Regions from separate parts of the Homo sapiens genome. Here region 2 is linked to region 1. Evidence: chromatin loops called from intact Hi-C (ENCODE). Cell type or tissue: Caco-2. All regions are shown on one strand.

Evidence for each region. Hi-C counts contacts between places; a loop is a spot of excess contacts. Peaks named below come from ENCODE experiments on the same cell type or tissue, not always from the same donor. Only the 100,000 strongest peaks of a DNase experiment are listed, where the experiment ranks them.
Region 2: a loop joins it to region 1, with 12 times the contacts of the local background. A loop is called at or near these places in 4 of 110 quality-filtered maps.

The regions. Positions count from the first base shown.
Region 1 is chr4:113,327,569-113,330,068 of GRCh38, reverse strand. The region is part of intron 26 of ANK2 (ankyrin 2); the gene reads right to left. Among named protein-coding and RNA genes, the nearest start is that of MIR8082, 180 kb to the right of the region's middle. In Caco-2, no CTCF peak of the experiment used is centred here; DNase peaks (open chromatin) are centred at 1,348 and 2,348.
Region 2 is chr4:113,104,855-113,107,354 of GRCh38, reverse strand. The region is part of intron 1 of ANK2 (ankyrin 2); the gene reads right to left. MIR1243 (microRNA 1243) reads right to left here and starts at 492; the gene lies at 400-492. In Caco-2, a CTCF peak has its summit at 1,093 (motif pointing left); no DNase peak of the experiment used is centred here.

The sequences.
Region 1 (2,500 bases):
TGTTTTGTTGTTGTTCTAATTTTTATATTATTTTAATCTGTAAAGAATAATTCTAATTTTTGCTGACAATGGTGATGTTCAATATAAACTGTAAATTAAAAATAAGCCTAATTGATTTTGAAGGAAAATGGAATGAAATTACATAAAGAACAATTGACAAGTTTCCTTTTGTTATAAATGGAAAGACTTCTGCTTCCTTATGTGTACATCCTAAAAAATCTACATGTTGAAATAATACAAGGACAAAGCAGAGAGGAAAGACCAAATTGCAGTTTTTCTGCATCCTGTTCCAACATCATCTTACCCAGGATGTAGATTTTTAACTGATTATATTCTAAAGGAGGAGAAATGCAAAATAATTAAATCTTTTGAATTGAACTAATTTAATTTGCTGGTTAAAATGTACTTTTTAACTTATTGAGTAGGAATCTCTCTGCCATACCATTCTAATTGAAATGAACAGCAGGTGGATAGGGAACAAGTAGGCCCGCCCATACACCATTTTTGAAGTGAAATTTCAGGAGTGGGAAACCCTGGGCTCATGCTGCTGGAAGATATCTGTATCATCTGTATCATGATTTTTCTCAAATTGTAATAAATTGAATGTAAAAAATTATAGCTAATAATTTAGAAATGTTAACAGCATCCCTATTAATTTTTCTCCTTTTCTTCTAGGTTAATTGTTCATGAAAAAGGAGAACTATAATCCAAGATGACTTGGTTTCTTTAAGTGTACCAAGAGAACGGGTTTGTCTTAACTTTGAAGTTGTTTCCTTTGGGATGGTCTTAGCAGATCCTGATCCAGGTTAATTTGAATGCTTGTCATTTGGTTGGTATTAACACTCATTAAAGTCTCCCAGGCACTTACTGTGTCGAGGAGCAAAAATTAAACAACACAGCAATCTAAGTGTTGTGTATACGTATACAAAGACATACAAACTGTGTGTACTCTCTTTCACAAATTACATTAGTGTCTTTTCAAATTTTCATTGCATTTGCAAGATCTTTACACCAAAATGGGAAGAGGAAAGCAACATACAGGTGTATCATGTCTCTGCTTATAATCTGCTCAGCACAGAACCAACTGGATTTGTCCCACCTAGATATTGCCTCCACGACATTTAAAACATTTGAAAGGTATTTTATCAAAGTAAGTTATGGGATATAAACACAAAACATTTATGTTATTTTTAGATAAATGAAGAAAAATATCTTAGCATCTTCTTCAAAGCGGAACACAGAACTCATTAAACATGCTATTAAACAGAAATCCTGTTGCTAGTAATAAAAATGGGTGCGAAGGAGCCCAGAGTGCCTGTCTGAAGCATGTCATGCAGGATGAGACCACAAGAGGCAGCACAGGCCTTCCCACATGCAGGGGCCAGGCTAGACCTTCCATTCATACCTAGCCCGCTTAAAGTTTTCAGGAAGGAGTAAAAACTGGGAAGTACAATCAACAGTTCAGTACTGAAGTGTTGATGTTTCTGGTCTTTACCAAAACATAATGAGAAAATATTTGCCACTTTTCTTATTACTAGTCTTCCAGTATGAATTCTTTAAAATTTTTTTTATTTGACTTTTAAATGAACTATTTGTTGCTCAAAAGAATGAAAATACTGGTAACACTTCTAGACAGATGTAAAGTTTTCCTTTCCATTTTATTGTTCTTATTTGAGTAGGATACTTAGGTTGGTTTTTGTGAAAAAGTAGCAAAAAGTGACAAGTTTCAACTAGTGCTACTTCCAAATTCATTGCAATATTTTTGACTCACTGATAATTAAGATTAATATTTCCTTTGTTTTTTTTTTCATCTTTTGGTTGCTGCCTCCATTGGTGCACAGACAGGAACTCAAACTAGTAAGGAATTATTATAATACACCTGCTTAATGTTATCAATCCTCAGTACTATTTATACCTTTGAAGGCATTTAGTAAGTTTCCACGCTCATGTTGTGTGCTATAACCTCTCCACTACATTTATTCCAGTGATGGCTTATGGCCTATATAACATGGAGCCTCGATGGAAGAACATGTAGAGTATCTTCTGGTGGCCCATTCTCTAAAGAGTGAATTGAAGTAGCTAAGTTCCTGACTGTAACAATGTTTAAGTAACTACAGGTTAGATTACTTGCCCTGATTGTGTCATTGACTGTGTCTCTTGAAACTCTCTTTTTGTTCTCACTTGCTCTATAGTTCCGTTTCTATGCTCCTTTCAATGCAACATTTGTTACCCTCCTATTAAGTGTCAAGTGCCCTGCTAAGAACTGAGGATACAGAAAGTAAAGACATAGCAGCTGCTGCCACAAAGTACATGGTGTAAGCCCCAGATGTCACATGATGGTTTCGTCATTACTTGGAACTGCTTACTTTCCTGGTCACTGAGAAATGACTAAGTCCACACATAGGAGCCATAAAAGTGCCATAATAACAGTGAACATGTTCTCCATATTTCTTCCTGTGTCCTCTAGAGCCTGGCACAGTGTGGATGGAGCACTTAGCAG
Region 2 (2,500 bases), 220 kb after region 1:
ATCCCAGCTATTTGGGAGGCTGAGGCAGGAGAATCGTTTAAACCTGGGAGACTGAGGTTGCAGTGAGCCGTTATCACGCTACTGCACTCCAACCTGGGCAACAGAGCAAAACTTCGTCTCAAGAAAAAAAAAATCTAACACGCAACTTGGAACACTGTGGAATGAGTCTTAAAATCAGTGAGCATGTGTGCTTGAGAAAGTATTTAATATCCCTGATAGAAGTAGAGCTATTTATAGTCATTTTTGTTAATGGGCTTCATTATCAAAGATTTACACCAGGCCTTAATCAGAATAAAGGGACGCCTCACAAAAGCTTTGTTTCGAATGGAAAAACACAACAAAGAACAATCACCATTTGACACCAAGTATGCATAATTCCAAATGGAAGTCTCTGTAATAGGTTCTTTTAAAAATAGATTTATTACCAAAGCAAAGTAATAAATAGGCAGGAGATGGACCTTTATTTCACTCCTATAATTGATCCAGTTTTAGTTAAGGGCAGAAACTGGCCCAGTTACAGGAATAAAATAAAAGAGTACAGAGTCAACCAATCTGTCAGCTTGGCACACCTATGAAATATTGTGAAGAAAATTTGTCAGAATAAGCATCTTTCTCACTCATTAGATTGGAGATGAAATGTCACCTTTCCCAAACAAAACAAAACAAAAACAAACTAACAACACATACAACCACACGGTAGGAACTACAGTTACAATTGAAGACAAAATCCAGGAAGAGGAACTTCTATAACTTGGGCATCATTCTGCTTATATATTTTCCATGCGGTGTCAGCATTAAGGATTACGACTGATCCCAAAAAGAGCTGACTTTAAATGTGGGAGTGTATTTTTGGATAAATCAGAGTGGAGGGTTTCAATTATCCTCCACACCTCTCTGGGCCTTCTGGAGAGGCAGCTTGGAGGCCCTTCTCCAATTAAAGCAGAGAGTGTATCTCACTTCCACACTGTAAAACTCTATCTTAAGAAAAGGATCTGCTGCTTAAAACAATCTGAAAACCACTGAAATAACCCATCTGAATTTTTTTGTCATGTGTGTTCACAGAAACTAATGGAGTTTGGTAGCCCTCTGCTGGATGAAAGATATTAAATCCAGTTGCTCTGAAGTACTATTTGAGGATTTAAAAGTCTTCATAAGGTTTAGAGGGCTACTTTAACATTTGCTGTGTATATTTTTGTGTTTAGTGGATATTTTTCTGCTTTGCAGAAGAGAAGAAGACAATGTCCTTTCCGTCAAGCCATACCATATAATAGTAAGCTAGAATAACTGAATACAAATTATAAATTTAAATACTATATAATTTTTTGAGTAAAAATAGGAATTGACAGAAAGCTAGTAAAATTTAAGCATTAGCAAAATATTTATAAGTTAGCAGTTGCCACATCCCTCTCCCAAATCTCTAATGGGGTTAAGGATTTCTCTTAACTTCATTGTAGGTTAAATCAAAATATGTATAACGAATTTCTTTAAAGTTTGTTTATGCAGTCTCACACTGTACACTAGTACACATTAAGTTAAATCTAGTCTTACACACATTTGAGTAATACAATATGATCAGGTTTTTTGTTTAAGGTAAGAAAATTTCAAACATGATGGCAGAATTACCATAGACTATTCAGCTTTTAAGTTGGATGTACAAACACAGTTTGTGAAGCATGTCAGATCATGGAATAATACTCTACAGAAATTGTTTCACAAATGAACCTTCATGCCTATAGCTGACCCAAGTGGAAAATGATTTAATGTGTGTTTGACAGCAATAGTAAAATTAATGAGTCTTGAAATAGTTTCTTATAATCTTGGATCAATTTTTGGTTAATTTTATTCCATATAGCTAATCTTTTCAAAATCCCATCTTTCTATCGTAGCAATTAAAACTGTCTCTTACTTTCCACCTTCTCTTTTCTCTTGTTACCTGTCTGGCCTCTGTCACTGCTGCTTCCTAAATCAACTGATAAGGTCTTGCCTGGTCCACAGTCTCTTCAACTTTCCTATCCTCACCACTTGATACTGACTTCCAAATTTTGCTAAGGAATTAAGGAATTCTTTTACAATTCTCCAGAACACAGAACCAATTTACTTTTGCATCTCGGTTCAGATAAAAAAGTTTAAACTTTGATGTCTAATTATAATTCCAACCTAGGTTAATTATATGCCTAAGACTTCAGAAGGGCTACCTACTCATAAAATTTGCCTATGACCAACTGCTCATAATTTTACTAAATAGCCAAAATTCCTCTCCTCCTGAATTTCTATTCAGCTTTGCCTGTCTGCTAGGGCACCCCTGTCATGAACATTAGCCTCTCAATCTGATTGGATTCTCACCTATTTCCTGGAGTCATTTTCTAGGGTTACCACAACCATCAAGTATGCTGAATTGAGTTACATCCTGTTTCTGCTGCTCACTGTCCATAACTAGATACTTCCAGGAGGGCTCCCAAGATACTATACTATTACCTAAATTATGTTCTTCATTGTTACC